2 separate regions of the Homo sapiens genome follow, and region 1 is linked to region 2. The links are chromatin loops, found by intact Hi-C in ENCODE. Cell type or tissue: endothelial cell of umbilical vein. All regions are shown on one strand.

Evidence for each region. Peaks named below come from ENCODE experiments on the same cell type or tissue, not always from the same donor. Only the 100,000 strongest peaks of a DNase experiment are listed, where the experiment ranks them.
Region 1: a loop joins it to region 2, with 4 times the contacts of the local background. A loop is called at or near these places in 50 of 110 quality-filtered maps.

Annotation. Positions count from the first base shown.
Region 1 is chr13:77,504,155-77,512,154 of GRCh38, forward strand. No RefSeq gene overlaps it. Among named protein-coding and RNA genes, the nearest start is that of SCEL, 28 kb to the right of the region's middle. In endothelial cell of umbilical vein, a CTCF peak has its summit at 2,908 (motif pointing left); DNase peaks (open chromatin) are centred at 2,897, 3,957, 4,467, 5,347 and 1 weaker place; H3K27ac peaks cover 2,568 bases.
Region 2 is chr13:77,561,547-77,569,546 of GRCh38, forward strand. It overlaps SCEL (sciellin), which reads left to right. Exons shown (of 33, transcript NM_144777.3): 5 at 2,285-2,353; 6 at 6,134-6,202; 7 at 6,749-6,787; 8 at 7,825-7,905. Among named protein-coding and RNA genes, the nearest start is that of SCEL, 30 kb to the left of the region's middle. In endothelial cell of umbilical vein, a CTCF peak has its summit at 4,330; a DNase peak (open chromatin) is centred at 4,315; H3K27me3 peaks cover 463 bases.

The sequences.
Region 1 (8,000 bases), 57 kb before region 2:
CTGCATCCCATATATTGCTCCTAACCTTGGCTTAAATGCTCTTAATCTAGAAGGGCCGTTAAGCCCACAAGTTTTGGGTTCAGAGAGATGAAGTCCCATCTCTGCCAGTGTGAAAATTAGAGCAAATCAATTTTCTTATCTATAAAATTAGAGTAAATTCAGTTTATATCCAAAATGGGATTTAATCATATTAAATCATTAATATGATCTTTAATCATATTAATTAATTAATTAATTAAAGATCAATCTTTAATATGATCTTTCCCACTTAATTTTTCAATGTCTCCCATGCCCACTCCCATAGGGTCAGGTATGAGGCTTTCAGTCATCAGTCCATTTTCCAGGGTACCGTGACTGGCTAGTTCAGACTAGCCGATACGGGAGTCATCCAGAATTTATGCAATTTAAACTTTTCTGTTGATTTTATTTAGTTGTTAGGGATGATTTCTGTTTCAAAGTGAGGAAAAAATCTTCCATTTTCCATTGGTCAAACCTTACTGACATTTATTCAACCAAAATTGAGTGCCCCCCTTGTGCTCAGCACTATCCTTGTGATAGGCAGACAGCATGCAGTAATGCAATAAAAGCTGCTATGCTCGCTCGTGGAGCTTACATTCTAGTAATACCTATATACACTGTTAAGTGTGTTTACAATATGTTGTTACATCTTTTTCTCTGTTTAAGGCAAATTTCTACAGGCCATGACTTGTTGCGTTTGTAACTATTAGTTGAGTATCTCAAACACAAAACCTGAAGATGAAAAGATAAAATGCTACCATTATTACTGTTGTTGTTGTTATTTTAATTCTAATAACCCATAGAATTTATAAGAGCTATTAAGTTTTGAAACATGCAAATAGATAAAAAGCAAGCACAATGTTACTTTTTCAGAGTCATTACTATTACTCAGTGTTACTTTTTCAGAGTCTATTGCTATATAGAAAATTTTGAGGCACCCGCCAGGTGCAGTGGCTCACGCCTGTAATCCCAGCACTTTGGGAGGCTGATGGGGGTGGATCATGAGGTCAAGAGATCCATCCTGGCCAACATGATGAAACCCCATCTCTACTAAAAAATACAAAAATTAGCTGGGTGTGGTGGTGCGCACCTATAGTCCCAACTACTTGGGAGGCTTAGGCAGGAGAATTGCTTGAACCCGGAAGGCAGAGGTTGCAGTGAGCCGAGGTCGTGCCACTGTACTCCAGCCTGGCCGCGACAGAGCGAGACTCCGTCTCAAAAAAAAAAAAAAAAAAGAAAAAAAAAAAGAAAATTTAGAGGCACCAAACACCACTGAATTTGTAAACCCCCAGATTTTGAAGACTCAGAAAGGACTAAGGACTAAGTTTATACTCATTCAGCCTTGCAAATAAATACCAAATTTACAGAGGTACTCAAAATAAATATGTTTTCATTTTATAGTGACAGTGCACATAAGAAAAAAATTTACCCCTTTGTTTTTCTGTCCTAACAACGTCTGGCTCTAAACAATTCTATAACATACACATACAGGTACACATTGAATATATACATTTTTAAATCAAGTATTATTTCAACAATGCTTTGAATAAATTTACAGGAACCCAGTGGGGTTTTTTCCTTTCAGTAAGACTAATCCCTAGATTTGAAAATTGATTGAATTGAGGGGTATGACAAGTTCAAATTCAAACATTATCATCACCTCAATATTAAACTAACCATAAAAATATTCCATATATAAAACATGATTAAAAATAATCACTGTCATAGTAGTTAGAAAATAAGGCTTCCTTCACCTGAAATTTTGTCCATTTGAAGAGGGAAGTGGACCACAGTAGGGAGGGTTGAAGACTGGAGACTCCCCAAAGAGCTCCCTGATATTTATTATCATCAGCAACAGAAATCCCAGAACACGGCCGGGTGCAGTGGCTCACGCCTGTAATCCTAGTGCTTTGGGAGGCCGAGGCAGGCGGATCACAAGGTCAGGAGATCGAGACCATCCTGCCTAACGCGGTGAAACCCCATATCTACTAAGAATACAAAAAATTAGCTGGGCGTGGTGGCGGGCGCCTGTAGTCCCAGCTACTCGGGAGGCTGAGGCAGGAGAATGGCGTGAACCCTGGGAGGCAGAGCTTGTAGTGAGCCGAGATCTCGCCACTGCACTCCAGCCTGGGCGACAGAGCGAGACTCCATCTCAAAAAACATAAAACAAACAAACAAAAGAAATCCCAGAACACTTTTTATTTATGAGAAGATGGCAATGAAATGTGTGTACTAAATTATAGTGCTTCTTTTTCTTCCATTTCTGAAAGCAGTGACATTCCTATTGGTGCACTTTAAAAAGGAAGCTAAAGTCAGAAGTGGATTGCTGCCTCCTGCTCTTTTTTTTATATTTTAACTTTTAGGTTCTGGGGTACATGTGCAGGTCTGTTATATGTGTAAACTCATTACTTGAGGGTTTGGTGTACAGATTATTTTGTCACCCGTTACTAATCATAGTACCCAACTGCTTTTTGTTTGTTTGTTTTCTGAACCTCTCCCTCTTCCCACCCTCATAACATTGAAAAATGTGTTCTTACATGTAATTGGGAAAGTAATTTCCTAAAAAGAATTTAATTAAGCCTTAAATAATAGGCTTCTGTCACCTGCATCCTTCTCAAAGCTGACTTACTGCTTCACTTTTTTTTTTTTTTCTGACTTAACCAAAGATAATGGACCTTTTGAGGTTCTGGCTGTAGGTTTGTTCCTGGTAAGTGGGCTTGAAGTATTGTGAGATCAAATCCAAAATGGTATTTTTTTAAACTAGGCTACCATGTGAATACCATTTCCCACCAAAAGTAACAGAAGAGTTCATGAACATGGAAAAAAAAAGTATTCTTTTAGCAGCTTGATACACAAGGCTTCATTATTTTTCTTACTTTGTTTCCCTCTAGTGCCCCAAAGTGAAAAGTGCATGGGTATTTTATATGGAGATGTCCAATTCAATTAATTTATTCATTAAAAAGAAATTGATTAGATTCATTCTTATTGTCCCTTTTAGAACTTGGGTACTACTGCTCCTTTTTAGGACATAAAGTCCTGAATCCCCTGTACTCCGCGATCCCACCAATACCGCTAAACACCTCTTCTTGGTCATACTCAGATTTCAGAACCAAGCAGATGATTGTGATTGTGTTTGTTTCCATGTCTTCTGCCTAGTTCTTATTTTTTTAAAAAATTTTTTTTGGCTTGGCGGGGGGTGGTCCTGAATTTAATAGGGCTACAAACTATAATCATAGGCAGGCATTAGGCTCAAGTTGGAACAATTTTTAACTAAAATGACTTAATATAATCACTTAATTTACTTTGTTATGCAATAACTCATAGTAATTTTTTTTTTTTTTTTTTTTTTTTTGAGACGGAGTCTCGCTCTGTCGCCCAGGCTGGAGTGCAGTGGCGCAATCTCGGCTCACTGCAAGCTCCGCCTCCCGGGTTCACGCCATTCTCCTGCCTCAGCCTCCCAAGTAGCTGGGACTACAGGCGCCCGCCACTACGCCCGGCTAATTTTTTGTATTTTTAGTAGAGACGGGGTTTCACCGTTTTAGCCGGGGTGGTCTCGATCTCCTGACCTCGTGATCCGCCCGCCTCGGCCTCCCAAAGTGCTGGGATTACAGGCGTAACTCATAGTAATTTTTAAGAAGGGGGAAATGCATAAAAAATGGACTACGTAGTCCATTTTTGACCTGGAGACATCATCCTTTGTCACATTTACAGTTACTCATGAGCATTTGTCTCTCCCCTAGTTTTAAAAAAGAGAACAATGATCAGGGCTTGCAACCACAGCAAGTGTTATTACCAGGGAGAATTATTATCTTGCTGATCATTCTAGGTGAGACTGCATATGCTTTGTGGTCACTGTGGGCTGGTGCTCTGGAGCAGTGATTCAGAGGCACTTACAATTTCTTTTGGCAGAATGCCGGGTATACATAGCGAAATGATATTTTTATGGCTTTTCTAGGGTTTGATGATCTCACATTTCAGGCTGGACAACTTCCCATAGTGATAGACCTATTATTAATTAGAGAATGTACGTGTGACAACCAGTAAGGGATGCTTTTGTTTTTTTCTCAAAGAAGAAGGTACTCAATGGACCATCTGGGGAACACATGATGTACTGTGAGGTTGTCCCACCCTGATCTTTTGTGGTCTCAAATATGTGACCAGACGCCTTATATTCCATTCTTGACTGTTCTCCATCAGATAAGAATCAGGCAACACAGTAAAAACAGTGCTCTGATTTCAGGCAATAAGTTCTTTAATACCTTTTTAAAGCTCAAGGTAGAATTGTTGAGCTGCAAGTGACAGCCTGCTTATTTAGAGTTAGAACAGGAGAGATTGAGATGAAGTAAACCTGGATGGGATGCTTTCTTTGGCATGATTTTAAAGACACTTGGCAATAATCTTCAAAGGAGGGTGTGTGTTTATCTTTCTTGGCATGGCTTTTGTTTTACTTCTGAAGCCCCACCTTTTCTTTCGGGTAATTTTTTTTCCCCAGTATGTCTGGCAACTGTGCTGAGGCTGCCCACAGTGCCAACTTTTCTGGGTAACTTAGGGAAAAAAATTGAATATGAATTTTTGCTGTCAAGTAGAAAAAGAATATCCAAATGATTGCTTTGCAGTTGAGTGTTGCTTGCTATGTTGAGATGATCATAGAGCAATCTGAGAACTCCAAAATTTTGGTAACTTATTTATATAGAACTCAGTGAAGTGAGCCTTTAAAACGAGAGAAAATATCAATGAACATTCTGTTTTACTTAAAAAAGTTATTCCAGTTCAATTACCATTACCACCAATTTCATTTTTCAATGGAAATCATAAGTACTGAATGTAACGGTTTAGGATTTTAAGCTCTCATGTGGTTGTAGACCCAAAATTTAAGATAGAAATGTATAAGAAGGACTAATTCTTAATCCAAAAATACAGTGGTCAAGTGAGTGAGTTATTGCTTCCTGGCCTTTTGGCTAAGATCAAGTGAAGTGCGTGGGTTTTAAAGGCAGACAATCTTTGAAAACATACTCTACTACTTACTAGCTGGAAGAACTCTATGAGGCTAAAGATTCCATAAAATTAAGGGTCTTTTCTTTCTTTTATGCCATTCTGCCTCTAGTATCTGGCAACTTGCCTGACACATAGTAAAAGCACAACTACAGAAGGTTTTTTCTTCCTGTGGATGAAAATTCTTTTCCAGTTAAGTGCTTTCACATAGAAAGATTGACCTTTTTCTCGTTTCTGAAGATCGGTTGGGTTCTGCCAAGAATCATATGCTTGAGAAGATGAAACATCACTTAGAAATCTGACATCTTTGCTTCCTGTTTCCTATTATGCTGCTCATTGTTGAGAATGCCATTTAAATTGTTCCTGAACCCACTTCCTTATAGATTGGTTACATGAGGTTAGAAATCACTTAACATTAAATGTTTTAACATTGAAATGAAGGAACTCTCAGCATTTAGAGACAAAAGAGGGCAGAGTCATTGAGGCTAAGGAAAAGAATTATATTTTTCTGTTAAAACCTTCTGTTGTATGATATCTTCTACATTCTATGACCTATAATCATCAGGGAATTTTGTCACTGCCAAAATTAACTCAGATTTTATAACCAAATTAAACTTTGAGAAGTCAGTTCTCAAAGTCTTCCATGATTGAATGATACTTGTGTGGAATGTAAATTGTACTCATTTGGAATATCTCGAATGGCTGCCTATCAGTTCACTTAATTTCCTCAACCTTACACGAGCAATTACCATGTGACTGGCCTGAGCTAGCATCAGGGGACTAGACATGAATATAGACATTTCATATCTAAAAATTTATCCTGTAGTTTGCCATATTGACATGAAAACAAAGAAAATGTGACATAATGGAAGATGTATAAAATAATGGTGAATATCACAATGGGAGGTGTTCATAGACTGATAATTGCCCACCCAGTATTAATTCTTCTTCTCTTTCTTATAGCAGAAACCCGATTCTATACCAGGTGGCAAAATATCCAGCTGAAGGCCCCATTTTTCTATCCTCTCTTGTAGCTGCGTGTGACCATGGACTAAATTCTGGCTAATAATATGCAAATGAAAGTTTTTGGGTTGAATTTGGGGAAAAGTTCCCTTAGCTTGGGGAGAAATGACTGGGGCTTGCTAGCTGGAATGTGGACGTGATGTGGTTGTGGAATGCGGATGTGTTGGCTGTAGCTCTAGCAGACACCCTGAAGCATGATGTGATCTTAAGCATGGAAGTCATGTACAAAGGATGTCAGGGAACAAAGATAGAAGGACCCTGGACACTGATTACTGAGCAGAACCCTGGATTGACTCTCCCTCAAGTTGGGTGTAGAAATGCATTTCTGTCTAGTTTAAGTCACTGCTACTTTCACTCTGTTACTAAGGTATAAATGCAATTTCAGATGACATGAAAGGTATATTAAGAGTTTCTTTTTAGAGAAAAGTGTTGCCAAAGGTATTCATAGAGGAAATAATGCTTTGGCAGATTATTTTAAAGGACAAACAGGAGGAGTTGTCCAGGTTACAGGAGAGAGATGAGGAATCCATGGAAGAATATTTGGTGTTACTGCATATGTCATTAGAATTATTATTATTATTATTATTATTATTTTTTGAGACAAGGGCTCACTCTGTTGCCCTGGCTGGAGTGCAGTGGCATAATGTTGGCTCACTGCAGCCTCGATCTCCCAGGCTCAAGTGATCCTCCTACTTCAGCCTCCTGAGTAGCAGGGACCACAAGCATGCATCATAATGTCCAGGTGTTTTTAAAAAATTATTTCTTGTAGGGACAGGGTCTCACCCTGTTGCCCAGGCTGGTCTCAAATTCCTGGGCTCAAGTGATCCACCTGCCTCAGGCTCCAAAAGTGCTGGGATTACAGGCATGAGCTACTGCACCCAGTCTGATTTTTAATTTGAATTTTTTATTTGGAAATAACTGCATACTTAGAAAAATGTTGCAAGAATGAGAATAACACTAAGAACATCTCTTATACCCTTTACTCAGGTTCATCTATTGTCATCATTTTATGTCATTTGTTTGTAATTTGCTGTCTTGACTCTTCACGATTTACCATTATTTTACCAATATAAATTGTACAAATCATGGCTTTTTACCCCAGTATCACTTTACCCTAAAATATTTTACTGTGCATTTCCTAATAATAGAGATATTCTCTTTCTTTTTTGGGGGGTGAGGGGGTTTATGGAAAAGTCAAGTTCTAACAAAAATACAATGAAAGTTTTTCATCCAAAGTCCTAAGGAGTACCAAAGTAGAATTGAAGGCAAAACACCCATACTAAACACAACTAATCTTACATAGAACATGTTATTCATTCTAATAAAAACCATTCTGGCTGGGTGCGGTGGCTCACGCCTGTAATCCCAGCACTTTGGGAGGCCAAGGCAGGCAGATCACTTGAGGTCAGGAGTTTGAGACCAGCCTGGCCAACATAGTGTAAGAAAAATGGCTGCGCTTTAGTCAGGAGTAGGCTGAGGTGGCCTTCTGGTGCAGCATTACTCAGCGTGTTTGGAGAGCAGATGCACGACCCCACACATTATGTAACCAGGCCATGTGAGGCACATTAGATGATCACCCACATGAGCTCGTGCTTGGCTTGGAGCCACTATTGTCTGTAAAAGGTATAATTACCCTGCTAACATTGTACATATGGCTTGCTGGTGCCCACAGAATAGAGCCATGTTGAAATTGTTTACGATTCCTCAAGTGTTTTTCCAGCTACCTGCCACTTGCCCACTGACTCCCCTTGCACCTCAGTTAGAACCTGACACATGGTGAAACCCCGTTTCTACTAAAAAAATACAAAAACTTGCCGGGTGTGGTGGTGCATGCCTGTAGTCTCAGCTACCCAGGAGGCTGAGGCAGGAGAATCACTTGAACCCGGGAGGCAGAGGTTACAGTGAGCCGAGATCGCGCCACTGCCCTCCAGCCTGGCCTACAAGAGCGAGACTCTGTCTCAAAAACA
Region 2 (8,000 bases):
TGCAGAGGATGTCTTTACCTTGATGCCCACTGAACAGCCACTTTGGAGCACCTGCTATGTGCCAGCATTGTGCAAGGTGCCAGGAATACAAAGATGCATAGAACATAATCTTTGACCTGAAAATATCCACAAATGAAAATACTAAAGTTTATCACGGAAAGTGCTATAGTAGAGGTGTGTGAGTGCACTATGGGAATAGAAAAGAGGGGAGACTAACTCTGCCTAAATAATCAGAGATCTCACCAAGGAGGTGGTCTTTGGTGTTGGCGATGATGCTTGAAGGATTATGAGGAAAAATTTCCCAAATGGGCAAGGCTGGCTGGTGGGCATGGAGCAAGGAAAGAAGCACTTCCAGCAGAGATGACAATGTGTGCAGAGAGCTGGCATGAGTGGGGTCTGAAAATAAAGGAAAATAAATAATACACTGTCATCACCTTAGATAATACCTTCATATTATCCACAATTGGAAAGTTTGACCATGTACATGTTCTGGTAGATCATTTAAACATGTCAAATAAGGATGACAGCCAAATAGCACCTGTAGGAGGCCTCCTGTGCATCAGTAGCTGTGTTAAGAGCTGCAAACAAAACAAAGTCCCTGCTTCCACAGAACTTGCATCCTAGTTGAAAGTGAGGGAGGGGAGAGAATGAAAATAACATGTTGAAACATGTCTTATTGTGATAAGCAGTAGGAAGACAACGGCCACCTAGAGACATAGTGATGGTGTCTGGGGAGGGGCTGTTTTCTGCAAGGGGACAGATGGCCCTCCGGCACCTGCTTGCATTTACACATTTACACACGATGGTGAACCACACCATGATTTCACTCTGGGGTTGTATTAAAAATTGGGGGAGTTGTATTTGGCATTTTTCTTCACTCTTTTTCTTGCCTTAACTGATGCTGTTCCCTCTACCTCTATTCGAAAATGTTCACATCTATTTCCCCTCCAAGGCCCAGCTCAAACTGCACTTCATTCCATAAAGCCTCCTCTGGTTTGTATACCTAGAAATCAGCTTTCTCAGCTTAGAACTTCCTTACACCTTACCCAAACCTCTTTTATGGCACTCACTACTTTCTGTCTTTGGATGTACATACCTGATTTATCCGTCTTGCTCTGTGTAGATAGCAGCTATAGTTATTTTATTCTAGACTTCCTTATATTTCTCAGTACAACAGTGTTGATTAATATAGCAAATGTTACTTTCTCCACTACTAATATAGCAAATATGCTTTTTGCACTATTCCTAGCCCTTTTTATATTGAGTACATCCAAATAGTTGCTTAATGAAAATATGCCACATCAACTTTAAAATTAAATCTTTAGTATCTAGTCTTAGTACTTATTCTAATGCAATACTTTGGATATGATGGCTTTAAATGATACTTAGAAATACAAACACAATAAATAATGGGGAATTCTCCAAAGAGCTTGCTTGCTTTATATCATAGGGTTATATGAGGCATTAAACAGGCTTTTTTAAATGTTTGATCAATCTGATCAGGATCTTTCCTTTGCTTCCATGATCACGATTCCTTCTACTGAGTCTTCTATCCTCTTTTCTGTTATTTTCTAAATTCCCCCCCCATTTTTGCTCATCTGTCTTGCTCTCCTCTCTTTGCCCTTGTCTCTCCTCTTCTTCTTCCTATCACTCTTCTCTCTTCCTCTTTTCCTTCTATCCTTCCTTTCTCTCACTTCCCACTTTCTCCTTTTCATTTTCCCCAGCTTTTCCTGTTTCCTTCCTTTCCTTTCCTTTCTTTCCTGTCTTTCCCCTCCTTCTGCCTGTAAGTTCCCTTCTTTCAACCCTGTCCACGGTGCTGAATATTAAACAAAGCATTTATGGATTTAGTCCATGGTGCTGGTTTATGGCACTGCTAAAACTCTGCAAACAAAATATAGTTGAGTATAAAAGATTGAGTTCCTATTATGTAGAAATAAACAACATTGACAAGAGTACATATTAGTTATTAAACATTTTGAGTGTTGTGTTGTTTGTTGTGTTGTATGATTTACGTATCCTTACCCCTAATTTGAATATGTTACATTGTTGTCAGAAATAATAGAAGCCAGAGAAGAATCTTTTATTAGCATAGGATATTGGATTTTCCATAATTTATTCTATCCAAGTTGGAAGATTTGGGTATTAGAAATCTATCTTTCCTTGGTAACATGTATATTTCCTACTGAAATAGGTCAAAATATTGCCATATGTATGATAGGTTTTATAAACTTTTTTTTTGTAATTGATTTGATTTTTTTTTTTTTGGTAATTATGTTTGCTACAGGAAAGTAAATGAGAGAGATGTGCCAAAAGCTACAATTAGTCGGTACAGTTCTGATGACACTTTGGACAGGTAAGGGGCTTTTGAACCATATAAATGGAATGCATAACATATTAAATACATTTTCTAATAAAGTTATGAAGTATTTAAAAGTTTACCAAAATAAGGTTTGAATCACTGATATTTTATTCCCAGGGATGGAGGGCTCTAAGAATTGAATTATCTTCTTCAGATCTCACTAAATCTTGGCTAGATGCATTTCCAAAATCTTTTTAATAGTAGATTGATATGAAATATTCTTAGAGACACTGATTTGAGTACAGCTAGGGTGGGTACTGTGCAGAATCTGTTAGTTCAATATAGGTTTTTTTTTTTTTTTTTGCGAATATGTATAATCCTTGTTCCAACATTTGGTTCTTCCACACTGATGGTGGAAAAACGTTAGTCCATGCAACTGCTTTATGGAGAGACTGTAAATTTTAATAATACAATAGTTTCAATCCACTCCAGGACAGAGACGTTAGCTCTTTACTTTCTCTTTAGAAGGTGAAAATACTCTTTTGACACTGGAGTCTCCATAGGGCTGATAGAATGAGTCCAACGTGTGTGCCTCCTGTTAGTTCCTTCTTACATGGAGGGAAAGGGCTCATCTCTACAGGGAAAATAGGGCAACTTCTATTCAGGTTGAAGTATAAATGCCACAAATCAAATTTTTAGTTTAGATTTGGTAGAGGCGCTTAGTAAGCATAAGTAAAGGACAAAGTTAGCATCTTTAATAGGAGTCTTTTGGACTCCTATTAAATAGGCACCATAAGTACCCAAAGCCAGTGCTAGTTGAGTTTACTCCCTGCAGCTAAAGATGTGCTGCAATTGCAGGCAAAAATGGCACCTACTGGGTTTTAAGCAAATACATGGTAACTTACAGCATCCAATAGATTCTAAACTCAGACTATGCCAGTGTTGATTAATGTAGCAAATGTATATACCTTCTGCATTATTCCTAGGCTTTCAAGTCAGTCACCCTAATAGAGGACAATCAATGCTGGTATCCTAAAGAGTTGGTCTTTCTCTTTTAAAAATTATCATCCTTGTCAAAAATGAGTTTGTAGTATATGTACAAGATCTCATCTCCACAGCGGTGCATAGAGAAGAGGTATATAAAATACCTCTGTCCATTCATCCTGGTCTTGCAGATGGTTAATTGAAGAAGGAAACCCTATTTCTAGGAATGAATTTTAAAGTGAGATAATTGAGACTCAAGTAAGGTGGAAAACCTAAGCTTTTGTAGGCTGTGCATCTGAACGTTTATGTCAGGCCAGCCGAGATACAGCCTAGGAATGTGGGAAATAGACTAGACCTCACAGGCAATGTAGTTAGGTCATTCTCAGCCTTAGCTATAAATTAGTACCACTGAGTGGGCTCTTAAACTTTATTGATGCCTTGGTCCTACTACCCCTCACTCCCCAAATTCTGATTTAATTAGCCTGAGGTGGAACTCAAGCATTTTTTTTCAAGCTTATAGAGTAATTCTTATGTGCAGCTGAGATTCAGAACCACCAATATAGCTCAAGCCCTTCATTTTATACCCTCAAAAGCAGGCCCAGAGATTACATGATCTATTTACACACTTTAGTGGTATGTTTGGGCAAAGTATCCTGGCAGCTCATTCCCAAGGCACTAAATGTGGAAATAGATTTGAGGAAGAGAACACAGGGGTTAGTAAAGAAAGGCAAGTCCTGTTAGCAGGAGCTGAACTTCTGTAATACAGACCACTCCAAAATGTAAGACATGAAATAATTTTAGGAGGAAGATGATCAAATATATCTGGTATGTGTGCATTTGCATTTTAATAATGATGCACTTGTTTTAATGAATATGAGAAAAGTACTGAGTTTACGTTTGAAAAGTTCCCTTTAAAATATACTTATGTGTGTAAAATGTGAGGTGTGCAAAAGAGACATAAATAAATGTGTATGTAGCATCCAGAGACAGTGGGTTATAACTAATTTGGAAAACCTAGGTTAGGAGGCCCTCTAGTGCTCCATTGTGAAAGTATAACTTCTCCTTCGGCTTTTCTGATCATGCTGCTAATTACATTGTTTGGTATTTCAAGTCTCCAAGACAGATTTTTATTAAAACAACCTATTTTATATCACAAGTTGACAGAAATTTAATTTCCAGGATAAATACAAAATTAATCTCCCACAGCAATAAGAAATCAACATACATATTGGAATGGTGGTTTAGAGTTCTCTCCATTACCATTGATAGACTTATTCCCCGGGTAGCATGATAGAGACTATGAGAGGTGACTAAAGAGTAAAGGAAGGTCTGTTAACCTAATATATGAGTTTTGGGAACAATCATACTACAGAATCGAATATATGACATTGGATCCCAGTGAACGATTTGGGAGATAGACTACTTTCTACTTGTGTTACCAAGAGAAAGCCATGCAATAACTCTGAGACTCCATTTATTTATCTATAAAATGAAAATCATTATACCTACCTTGTAGGGATGTTCTAGAGAGTAGAAAAAACATATCAAATGACCAGCAAGAAGTACTAGGTATGAGACAAGGAAAGAAGGAACAGGGGCCGAAGTTATGAGATCCCACCGTTGGCATATAATGATAACCTTCCTTATTTGTGCTTTCTGACTCAAGAAGCAGATGAACACACCTTTTCTAGATCTATGAGATTAGAATGATTAAAATCTCTAATGATCATTTGGACTCATTACATGTATTAGTCAAAGTAAACTAATTTGTCAAGGTAGAGTAACTTTTTAACAAATCTGCTTCCTCTCTTCCAAATCTAATGGTTTAACACACTATAAGGTACTACTTGACACATCAGAGTCCAATGTGATTTGCTGGAGTCCATGAAGTGACTCAGGGACCTAAGTTCTTTCTATATTTTAATGCCGCCATATTTATGCTGCCATGCATACCAAAGCCATAGTAGAAGGGGGAATAAATAACAAGGAAGACCACCAGGAGGTTTTACAATGGGTCTGGAAGTGGCAGATAACGTATCTGCCCACACTCTTTAGTCTAGAGCTCAATCACATGGCCCCAACTTAATTGCAATGAAGGTTGGAAAATGTGGTCTCCCTGATTGCTCAGAAAGAAAAGAAAATGTGTTTTGCAAACACATAATATTGTTTATGCCACAAACCTTAAAAAAAAAGCCAAGTAGTTCATTGATGCCTTTTACTGACATAGGAAGTACTGTCATTGACAAGATATATCATTAGAAAATAATGAAAATGAAAATAGAGTTAAATGCTCAATGAGTCAGAAAGACAAACAGGCAAAAGGCATAACACTTAAAATTTCAGGCTGGGTGCCTTGGCTCACACGTGTAATCTCAGCACTTTAGGAGGTGGAGGCGGATGGGTTACCTGAGGTTAGGAGTTCGAGACCAGTGTGGCCAACATGGTGAAACCTCTTCTCTACTAAAAATACAACAATTAACTGGGCGTAGGGGTGCGTGCCTGTAGTTCCAGCTGCTCAGGAGGCTGAGGCAGTAGAATAGCTTGAACCCTGCGGGCAGAGGTTGCAGTGAGCTGAGATCACACTACTGCACTCCCGCCTGGGCAACAGAGCAAGACTCCATCTCAAAAAATAAAATAAAATTTCAAACTATATTAAAACAACCTCATAAGTAGATTTTGTCATAAGTGGTTTCTTTTTATTTAAAAATTTTCTAAAATGTAACACTTGAAAAATAGTTCTCTTTACTAGAGAAAGGCTATGTTGTTAAGCTATTCTAGCATGAAAATGGTCTGAAAGGAGTTTGATAATTTAAATATTTATCCAGACTTTTGTCTTGTTTCTTTATAAAGGATCTCAGACAGAAATGATGCTGCTAAAACATATAAGGCCAATACCTTGGATAACCAACTAACCAATAGGTACCAGTATCTACTAACTATGGGAAAGGCTCAAGTATAATATTTTTCTAAGTGTTACCTATGTACTTGCAATTCTTCAATCCTACTTGATATCTTTCTGTAAATTCTTAGTCTCTATCATTACTCCTGTTCATGGCTAGAATAAAACCTTGTTGTTTAGCTTAAGAATCAAGAGCACTTGTAGCTCCAAATCACCATTCTTACCACATTTATGTTTCTGTTTAAGTTGTCCTGGTGGCAAAATTATGAAATAGGTGCAAATGCAAATTTTACATTATTATTGTTAAGGAAAATTACTGAACCCAACAAATAAAAATATTGGGCTTAAAAGATACTAAATTTTCAGAAGAAAAAAAATTCTTTGGAATCTAGTACAAGAGACAAAATCATGAAATCATCTTATGAAATTTATTAAAATATGATGCTTTCTATTTCTTTCTCTCACCAGTGTCTAACTTTTAAAACTCTAAATTCAGGAATAATTCCAAATAGATGCAAATGTTCATTCTTCATTGTTCAAACTTTGCTTTCTTTCTCTCTTACCAGGAGCATGTCCATGTTTAGATCACTGGAAGTAACAAAGTTGTATGTATTCTTTCTAATTGTAGTATATTTCTTTTTATGTATTCAAGAAAAACCAGGGAAAACCACCTCAGGCCAATTTTATTGGAATACAGCCATGCCCCTATTGCTCTGGCAGAGTTGAGTAGTAGAAGACAATACCAAAATGGTCTGTAAAGGTTCAAATGTGACTATCTGGACTTTTGCAGAAAAAAAAGATTGCCAATCATTACTCTATCCAAACACCAAAGCTTAGATCATCCTTTCTTTCTTCTTCTTTATTAAAATCTAGACTCCTTATTTTTTCCCCTACAGGACTTTTCTTCCCTCTACTCTCACAATAATTAACCCTTCCTCCACACCTCACTTCCTTCCCCACCCACCCTTCACATCTATGCCTCCTCCTTCAGAGAAAATTGAATTGGGAAAACATGGGGTGAGCTAAAAATCTATTTAAATGGAACACATTTTCCCTGGAATGTACTACTGATGGTTATAAGCAGCCCAAATCAGACAGATTTATAAACTTACTTTATTTTTGAATTCCTATTTATGTATAAAGTAATTTATACACTGGATCACACCTCTCAGTGCTTGAAATGGGCCTGGGTCACTTCCATTTTTGAGGCTCTGCATATATGAATAAATGCCAGATAGAGACTTAAGATGGTATGATTTAAAATTTTTTATTAAGCAATAATGCTTCTAATGCAAAAAACCGCAACATAATTAGTTAGTCACAATATAATCACAGGAATAAAAGAAATGTGAATCTGTAGCACGCCAGAATTGATTTGTCTGAATTTCCGACAGTTAATGTCATTTTATGAATCACTTCTTTATTCTATTCCTTTAGTTTTAGCTAGTTCTATGAGAACCTGACAACTTCTAAAATATGTCAACTAAGGAAGAAGATTTTTGGCTGTTTTTCTATCCCCAAGTGAAACATTTTATGAACAGAGAGCAGGCAGGAATATGAGTAGAATTTAAGACTTTTCAAAGGTAGGCTGAAATGAAAAAGTTTGAGAGTGGGATTAATTGTTGTTCTTGTCATTAAACAGGCAACCTGGCGGTTCATTGAATGCCAACACCTCCAACACCATAGCATCCACTTCTGCTACTACTCCTGTAAAGAAGAAGAGGTAGGATGAACTCACTGTGTCTACCTCTTGCTGATACACTATGAAAGACTGCATTAGAAAGCTTCCTCCTCTTTTTTGTGGGGATCCAGCATCTA